Regions from separate parts of the Homo sapiens genome. Here region 2 is linked to region 1. Evidence: chromatin loops called from intact Hi-C (ENCODE). Cell type or tissue: dorsolateral prefrontal cortex. All regions are shown on one strand.

Region 1 (5,000 bases):
GAATAGTTTTCTGTTTCTTACATACAAAAAATCCTTGGATAGAGCAAAGTGCAGCACAAAATAGGACATTAATAGGTAACAAACCTGGAATCATTTACAAGAGTGGCTCTCTCCTTTCACCTCAAAGCAGTATATTCTGTAAACTTCATATACTGAAATATTGTGGCTGCCTCCGAAAACACTTATTAATGTAATGCAGCTCCCATTTTTTGTTGTTGTTGAGACAGGGTCTCGCTTTGTTGTCCAGGCTGTAGTGCAGTGATGCAATCACAACTCACTACCGCCTCTAACTCCCAGCTTCAAGCGATCTTCCCACCTCAGCCTCCCCAGTAGCTGAGACTATAGGCATGCATCGCCATGCCCAGCTAACTTTAAAAATTTTTTTGTAGAGATGAGGTCTCACCACGTTGCCCAGGCTGGTCTCGAACTCTTGGTCTCAAGTGATCCTCCAGTCTTGGCCTCCCAAAGTGCTGGGATTACAGGCATGAGCCACCTTACCTGAGCAGTTCTCATTTTTATAAATTAAAGACTAACTACCAACCAGGTTTTGAATAAAAATTAAAAAATTAGAATTACTAGGCCGGGTGCAGTGGCTCACGCCTGTAATCCCAGCACTTTGGGAGGCTGAGGTGGGTGGATCACAAGGTCAGGAGATCAAGACCATCCTGGCTAACATGGTGAAATCCCGTCTCTACTAAAAGTACAAAAATTAGCTGGGCATGGTGGCGGGCGCCTGTAGTCCCAGCTACTCAGGAGGCTGAGGCAGGAGAATGGCGTGAACCCAGGAGGTGGAGCTTGCAGTGAGCCAAGATTGCCCCACTGCACTCCAGCCTGGGTGACAGAGCAAGACTCCGTCTCTAAAAAAGAAAAAAATAATTAGAATTACTGCATAGAGTTTATGTTATTCCAACTATAAACAGCAACACTTGATGTTTTTAATTAGCCTGTGTTGCTTTACTAAAGTGTCACTTTCATCAGCTTTTGGAGATATTAATATTAGATCTAAGATACCTCTCTTGTGATCTTTATGGATCTCCAGAAGTTCCAAAATTCCAGGTTGGGAGACATCAATATAGATGAAGTAGGAATAGGTACTTGGTGAGAGCTGATTACAAGGGACTCTAGGAACTCACCGAATTAACCTTGAAGATTTTTCAGAAAGAAAACTTGCAATTTTGCTGAGCTATGAATTTCAACCATCTGCACTGCCCCACTGGTGTTTGCAATGAGTCACTTTCCTAGTGAGTCCATTTAGCAGAACCCCTAGCATTTGCATATCAGTGTGCCTTTGTTGACTATGCATTTTATAGGGAAATTATATGCTATAGTGGCATTTGCAAGATTGGGGATTGGGTAAATTCTCAGAAATATCACTCAATAATATGCAAAGTCTAGCCTAGTGCAGTGTTTTCCAAAAGTCAGTCATATTTTTTGCCAATTTTCATTCTAGTTGTAATATTTACTTAATATTTAAAAAATCCAACTTATTTAAAAATAAACTAAGTCTAGACCTGCCAATTTCATTAAAGTCCATGGATGTAATGCAACAGTTGTATCTTTAATGCATACTAAAATAAATGTATAACTGATATGATTTGGCTATGTCCCCACCCAAAATCTCATCTTGAATTGTAATCCCCATAATCCCCAATAGAGAGACGAGGTGGAGGTAATTGAATCATAAGGGTGGTTTCCCCCATGCTGTTCTCATGATGGTGAGTGAGTGAGTAAGTTCTCATGAGATCTTTTTTTTTAAGACAGAGCCTTGCTCTGTTGCCCAGGCTGGAGTGCAGTGGCATGAGTTCGGCTCACTACAACCCGGGTTCAAGCAATTCTCCCATCTCAGCCTCCTGAGTAGCTGGGACTACAGGCACGCACCAGCCTGGTTAATTTTTGTGGTTTTAGTAGAGAAGGGGTTTCACCATGTTGGCCATGCTGGTCTTGAACTCCTGACCTCAAGTAATCCACCTGCCTCGGCCTCCCAAAGTACTGGGATTACAGGAATAAGCTGCTGCACCCGGCCAAGATCCGATGGTTTTATAAGTGTTTGGTAGTTTCTCCTGCATTTGTTCTCATTCCTGCTGCCTTGTGAAGAAGGTGCCTTGCTTCCCCTTTGCCTTCTGCCATGATTGTAAGTTTCCTGAGGCCTCCCCAGCCATGCTGAACTATGAGTCAATTAAAACCTCTTTCCTTTATAAATTATCCAGTCTCAGGCAGTTCTTTATAGCAGTGTGAAAACAGACTAATACAATAACTATTGAAATACATTTGTTAACTTGTGTTTCACCTAAAATCCTGTTGTCCACACTTTGGCCTTGGAAATCACTTAAACCAGGTATAAATCCTGGTTCTGATATTTATTGGTGGTATAGTGTTGGATAAGCTACATAATATCTGTGATTGCCAGGTTCCTCATCTATGTAAAGAGGAGTTGAAAATTCCTACCTCACAAGGAATGTTGTGAGAATCAAACAAGAAATAGCATGCACAGTATGTAGATCAGCATAGTGCCTGGCACCTAGTTAGCTCCCAGTGAATGATAGCTTATACTGATTATGGGTTGCAATTTAGATTCACTAAAATTGCCAAATGTAGTTTTGTCTTCCAGGAAACAAAGACAAAAAAATCAACCCATTTGATTGCATCCTAGTAGAATAGATTTTCCTTGGGTTGCTAAATGCAGGCATCTCCAAGGAGATGACAGTAATTCATTCAGGCAGCCTGCTGAGGATGGTAAAGGGCAGTGGAGATGGCCATTGGAAAGAATAGGGAAAAGGTGAATCAGAAGTAGAGTTGGAAGAAGATATCACATAACAGACTCAGAGTGGCCAAAGGGGGAAAGTGCTGTCCAGTCACAAGGGTGCTGAAATAGCACAGTGCTGCAGACAAAGTTGCAAGTAATTTTATCTCAACATGTCTGTGCTTCCTAACAATATCTCAGGTACACCTCCTCTTCTCCACCCTTCTCACAGTCTGTCACCTCAACCTTCCACCTACATCTACCCTCTCACTCAAATCTCCACGTCCCACCCCATCTTCCCTTCCAGCTGGCTGATTGCTGACCTTCCTGCAAATGATGCTTGCTGCTGCCAACACATGCTTCATTCCTAGGAAGGTTCTGCGTGTAGGAAGTAGCTGGAATGAGGCTTTCAGGGTTGATGACTTCACATTTCCTACTTCAGTCGTAAATAGCCCCTAGTGTTAATGGGGCTGGGTCACAGCCTCCAGGACTGTAATGCTGAGGATGACAGCTTTCAGAAACATGGTTATAGCTGCCTCCTACTCTGTATAAAAAATATCAGTCTTATCTCCCATGTCTGTCAGCGTAGGTTTCCCCTGTGCTCCATCCAGTCAGACCCTTGCATGTAACACACTGCTCTAATTCCTGTCTTCTTCTTGTTCCTCCCCGTCAAGATTTATCTTTCCCATATTTAAATGTCTAATTTAAACTTCCTTTGCTCCAGACCACCCTAACTGAAAGTAGTATTTCTTTCTTCTGAAATCCTACAGCATTTTCACACTGGATATGCCACTTAGCTCTTGGTAATAAACTGCCTTAAGCTCATTTTGAAAATTACTAAACATGTGGCAGTTTAGCCTCTATGGAGGGCAGGGACCAAAGTGTTTGCTGTTTACACGTTCTTTTTTTTTTTTTTTTTTTTTTTTTGAGAAAGAGTCTCACTCCTTCACCCAGGCTGGAGTGCAGTGGCATGATCTTGGATCATTGCAGCCTCCACCTCCTGGATTCAAGCAATTCTCCTGCCTCAGCCATCCAAGTAGCTGGGATTACAGGTGTGAACCACCACACCTGGCTAATTTTTGTATTTTTAGTAGAGATGGGGTTTTTCCATGTTGGCCAGTTTGGTCTCGAACTCCTGACCTCAAGAGATCTACCTGCTTTGGCCTCCCAAAGTGCTGGGATTACAGGCGTGAGCCACTGTGCCCGGCCTGTTTGCATGTTCAGTATTCTAGATAGCTCCAAACACGTAACAGGATACACAGTGGTGCTCAATAAATTTTTATTGGTTGAATAAATATGTGGCGGAAGTAATAACCAATAAATAACTGGCTGAAGGAAATGACTTCGGGAGAAATGAAAGGAACCAACAAGTGAATTGAAAGTTGACTGATGGTGTCTCAGGAAGGGTACAGGATAAGAGAATCTGATAGGTTGTTATTTTTTCCCAGATTAGGCTCCAAATGAAAGATTGGGGATTAGAGATGGGAGGGATAACCAAACATTGGTTGGTGCTGGTGCAAGAGAAGGCTACAAGAGGACTTAGACTTAGGTCTCAGGGCCAGGTGCATTGGCTTATGCCTGTAATCCCAGCACTTTGGGAGGCCAAGGTGGGCAGATCACCTGAGGTCAGGAGTTCGAGACCAGCCTTGCCAACATGGTGAAACCCCATCTCTACTACAAATACAAAATTAGCCAGGCATGGTGACACATGCCTGTAATCCTAGCTACTTGGGAGGCTGAGGCAGGAAAATCCCTTGAACCCGGGAGGCGGAAGTTGCAGTGAACAGAGATCATGCCATTGCATGCCAGCCTGGGCAACAAGAGCAAAACTCCATCTTAAAAAACAAATTAGGCTTAGGGGCAGCTAGGCCTAAAATTTGAGAGTTTGAGAGGATTCAATTCAATCTAATCTGATTAAACTTTATAGAAATGTAGGATCACAGGGCTTCAAGTGACATTGAGGACCACTCTAAAAGGCATTGACTAATGCATGATTCACCTTTTTCAACAACCTTCATAGGTGGGCATCAAGTCTCTGCTCAGACACCTTTAATACTAGAGAATTTACTAGCTACCAAGAAAATAAATTCTATGAAATTTTCTCAGTTCAAAAATTAAACAAATTTTATAACCTAATATGTACAGAGCATTGTGTTAGGTGCACCTGCCAAGAAGACACAGATAACCTATGGTTTCTGTATCTCTGTGGATCCTAAAAAATCATGGGGACTTTCTCGCAACTTTGTGTTGGGCACAGCCC
Region 2 (5,000 bases), 620 kb after region 1:
TACTAAGTACTGGCAGTAAGAACTCCCACACACTGTTCATAGAAGTAAAAATTGGCATAACTACTTTGGAAAATAGCATCACATTATTTACAAAAGTTGAAAATGAATAAACCCTACAATTCAGCAATTCTACTTCCAGGTATATTTAGCCTAGAAAAATTAATGCATTTGTGCACCAAGATACATGATCAAAATGTTCACATCAGCATAATTCATCACTACCCCAAACTGTAGATAGGCCATATAAATGAACATGAAAAAGGAGACTGGACAATTAAACTTTGTATTTTCTATTGGGTTATCTGTCTTTTTCTTACTGTTTTCCAGAAAGTTTAAAATACACACACACACATATGTGTATATATATAGACACATAAATATGCACACACATGTGTATATGCATATGTATATACAATAACTTTTTTTCCTAATTAAATATGCTACAAATATCTTATCCCTCCCCCCACACATTTTGTGAAATAATCACAGGCTAACAACTGAGAAATTCCATGTTATGAACAGGAGGGAGAATTCTCAGGCTTGGATCTAGATACCTGATAGGTGAGATCCTACAGAAATTTTTCTGTAAAAGCATGATTTCTCTATAGAGATGCAATTATTCTCAAAGGCCCAGTCTCTTCACCTTGTTTGATGACAACAAGTTTCAATTGCCTGTAAAAGTAACGGACTGAGGCATTAGTGGTTGACCCTCTTCTAATCTGAATGACCAACTTTCCTACAAGCTCCTGCCAACATGCCATGTGCAATCCCACCTCCATACCCGAGTTCAGATGGTTGCTTAGGAACTCCCCATTCAGCTCTGCTTATGTTATTACCAACAGCAACACTATAGTTCAAAAGAGGGTAGCAATTCTGAAGATGCTTTCTCACCCACTATCTCATTTAGCCTGCAAAACGCCCTAAGGAAGGTATGGCTGGTGCTATTGTCTTCACTTTGATGATAAGAAAATTGGCTCAGAGATACGTGGCTTATACCAGCTTCACCACTGGCAATTGGTAGAGTTTTGACTAGAAAGTAAGGTTGGAATCTTGGAATTCTGGGTTCCATCTACATTATTCCTTCAGAGCTTGGCTCACATCCCACATCCTCTGAGGATCTTCCCCTGCCCATAGGATTCTTTCTTGTCCCTGATGAGTTCTAATTATTATTTTCTAGACTATTCATTTGATAATGGCCACAAATGTCTTTGAACTATCATCTACCTAGACGTATGTCCTCTGTTCCACCACGTTATTTGTAAGTTGCTCCTGAAGCAGGAACAATATTGAATATCAACTGGTTTCTTCATCAACTTCACACCATGCCTTTTCTGCAGCTTGTGTCTAGTTAACATTGGCTGAGGCTGGGCTATCACTGTCGGCTGCGGCACTCAAAGAGCCAACTCTATCAAGACTGAAAACAAATATGCCCTGATCCATTCATGCTCTGTGGAATACTGGGAAAATTCCTGCTGGTAGTTACTGAACATTGAGTCATTAACCTTAAGGTGCATTACATCAGTAAACATATATGCAGGGGGCTTTACTTTGTGGAAGTAGGAATTACATCTTACAGTCTTATTTGTATTCTTCAGAGTGCCTTCCACATGGCAAGGACTCATTATGGAAGAGTGTAAGTGAGTTACACATTAAGTAAGACCTCCATTGAAATTTACTAACGTACTTGGTGACTTATTTTTTCAGAGTCTTGGTCAGGGAAGGCAAAAACTCAGTTTCACACCTCGGTTCCTCTTTTTAACAGTAGACAGGTAAGTTAACTTCTCAAAGCTTTGGTTTCCTCCACTGCAAAACTGAAGCACAAATAACTATATCATGGTGAATAAATGAAGGTAAAAGTATAAAATTTCTTTTTATACCACAAGTACTTTATAAAATATAAAAAAGGGTCAAACAAGATTTGGTTCTTTGTGAGTTTAAGCAAGTTAAACTGTAAAAATCGGGGTTTTTAATTGTGAAATGAGAGGATTGGTTTAGATTAGTTTTAAATTCTTTCAGCTTTTGGCTAAAGAGTCTATGACTCCGCAATTCCAGCTTCAATTGCCAAGGAATTTAATATTTTAATTTTCCACTCCCAATACATAAACCTCAACAAATGCTTTAATGCACAAAGGGAACATCCTATTTAGAATAATTCAATCATAATCCATTTTTGAAAGAATAATCTATCCTGATATAAATAACTGCCCTGATTTATGAATTTTCACATTCTTTTTTGAACATTTCAGGTAGGAAGTCCCTGTGCCTTTATTGCACTGCATTGAGCGGCAGGCCCTACGCACAAGGTCTCTCATTCATCAGACAATTCCTGCAGGGAGCAAGTGGGTGTTGTTATTAACCAAATGGGCATTTAGTCTCCATTTGACAGATTTCCTATGTGGAAGGGAAGAGCTCCTTGCAGTAACGTATACTCTGTGAATTGATGTCTTGCTGGCGACAGGACATCTCCTTCTGAGTAGTTTCTATAAATGAATACCCGTGTAATGTCAGCTTGAAATATGTCTGCTGTAGAGCTGGGAACTTGGAGGGCAGGAAGTTAAACAAGGAATGAAAATAAAAGCTAGGATTTGGATGGGACGAGCTTCACCTATCAGTCCTTGGACTTCCTATTTTTGCTCAGGCAGCTCAAGAGCCAAAATAAGAAGTCCAGGGAGAGCTAAGTGAAGAAAGAGCTAGTATAGAAATCTCAATGGTATGAAATACACATTCATTATGATGGGCACATTCACATACTTAATTTCATATTACCCTCACACTTTATCCTGTATATTGGGTTCAGTAAGACTAAATGACTTTCTTGAGGTCACACAATTGATAAGAACAGTTAGAATTTTCATCCAGCTTTTGATAGTACTCTTTTATACCTATTTACAGTCAGATAGAACACTTGTTTGAGGTGATTTCAACATAAAATATAAATATGTAGACATTGAGCCCTTAAATCTCAGGAGGCCCACATTTTCCTGCCTAAACTGAGGTATAGAGGCATAACAAAATATGTCCATAAGAATGATAAAATGGACTTTGGGGTCTCGATGGGGGAAGGTTGGGAGGGAGGTGAGGAATAAAAGACTATATATTGGGCACACTGCTCGGGTGATGGGCACATTAAAATCTCAGAAACCACCACTAAAGGACTTATCCATGTAACCAAAAACAACCTGTACCCCCAAAACTAATGAAATAAAAATTAAAACCATAAAAGAAATAAACATGCCCAGATACACATCTTAATATATACTGTAATGGTTATGATATATAGACTCTAGACTTTAATTTTTTTATAGAAATCTAAATGGCCTAGTGGTGAGGAAAGTTCCTGCTTGGGCTGGGCATAGAAAGAAGTTGGGAAAGAAAAAGAGGAGAAGGATAAAATGAAGTAAAGAAGGAGGAGCAGGATGAGGAGGGAAAAAAGTCAATTATATCAAGTAGGGAAAATGTGTACCTGAGATTGGAATGCACCCAGTGCTTGGATAGCTGCTTCCCAGGCTCTTCTCCAAATGCAGATACTCTTGAGCTCTGTAGATTTCAATGAGAAAGATTCCTATATGCAGTGGATCCTGGCCTGTAAAGGCTGTTCTTCCTGTGTGTTGCTGAATAGGCCTCATTGCTAAAGAAGAGGGGAGGGAGGGGGCTGAATGGGGGAGGTATAGGTTGTCTAGGCCTTGGGCTCAGAAGCTCCTGATCTTTTCAGGTGATGGCAACCATGTGCCAGAGAAAGCTATTCTCATGTTTCTCATGTTCCATAACTCCTTCTTTGCAATTTTTCCCAGAAGACTTATGATTTATCCTCCTCAGACAGAGGCTGCCCTGTACATAATGGAGCTTGATAATCTGAAAACTAAATTGACATTTTAAGCCAACTGAGTTAGCCAACCAAGATTTCTGGTTTTCATCTATAAGGTCAAAATTAATTTGTTGGGTTTTTTGGGGAGATTTTGAAATCATGATCTATTGTGGTGACTTAGATTAACTGTAGTTATAAACACCATCAAGGAGTTGATACGTGAGAAGTGAAATTAATCACCACTCCCTTCCCACACACACACATTTGCTCACACCATCTAGCACATGAAACAAGACCTGAAGGTGTACTAGCACTGTGCGTCACCGTGCTGTTCCTAAGAAGTAAATTTCCAGGCAGGCTTTTTTATTCTTGTAGCATCTAATTACAGAACACCGGAATGCAATGGAGACCCAGAGGTGAGCTGAATTATTGAAAAAGTAAAAGCAAAGACAGTCCAGAAAGCTATTATATATCTTCATAATAGATTCACCAAACTTAAGGGTGCTAAGAAATGCAAGCATTTAATTCAGAAAACAAATATATTTTTTCATAGCTCTAGGGAAAACTGCTTTTTTTCTCTAAACCTTCTGGAAGTTTTGGTAATTATGTTAGACAGAGACAAGAAACATAAAAGATAGTGTAGGCTCTCCGAAGGAAGTTGTATTTAGTCAGGTTAAAGTTGAAGTAATTCATCTATTAAAGCATTCCCATATTTCTGTATATAACAAGGTGTAATGTTTCCCCAATGATTTAGCAAAAGGGAATGGAAATTACAAAGGCACATGACTAGTGAGTAGGATAGGAATGTGGGTAGAGAAGGGAGAGTAAGGGGTTGGAAAGATTTAATCGTCAGCTACCTGACTCGATCTAGTGCCTTGTCCTTTAAATTACAACTTTCTCTCAAATATCATTTAAAATATTGAAACATCCTTTGTCTACCTCAGAAAGTCCAACTTTCAAACTCGCAGAACAAAAGAATAAAAAAGATACTGTGTGTTCAGTTGATAAAAATGAAGGTGAAATCTTTACACCAAGTTTAATAGTGAATGAAAAATTCTTACAATTAAAAACAGGATGAGGAAAATTTGGTACATTCATTTGTATGCTTCAATCTTCTGCTTTAAACCACGTCAAGAAACTAAAGCAAGAAAAGCTTAACTGTCCCATGTTGTTGTTCACTAAATATAAGATTATC

The links. Peaks named below come from ENCODE experiments on the same cell type or tissue, not always from the same donor. Only the 100,000 strongest peaks of a DNase experiment are listed, where the experiment ranks them.
Region 2: a loop joins it to region 1, with 3 times the contacts of the local background. A loop is called at or near these places in 1 of 110 quality-filtered maps.

The regions. Positions count from the first base shown.
Region 1 is chr11:57,882,641-57,887,640 of GRCh38, forward strand. No RefSeq gene overlaps it. Among named protein-coding and RNA genes, the nearest start is that of CTNND1, 120 kb to the left of the region's middle. In dorsolateral prefrontal cortex, no CTCF peak of the experiment used is centred here; no DNase peak of the experiment used is centred here; H3K27ac peaks cover 1,959 bases.
Region 2 is chr11:58,502,006-58,507,005 of GRCh38, forward strand. OR5B21 (olfactory receptor family 5 subfamily B member 21) reads right to left here. Exons shown (of 1, transcript NM_001005218.3): 1 at 4,802-5,000. LOC105369313 (a long non-coding RNA gene) reads right to left here. Exons shown (of 5, transcript XR_007062673.1): 3 at 3,464-3,537. Among named protein-coding and RNA genes, the nearest start is that of OR5B21, 3.6 kb to the right of the region's middle. In dorsolateral prefrontal cortex, no CTCF peak of the experiment used is centred here; no DNase peak of the experiment used is centred here.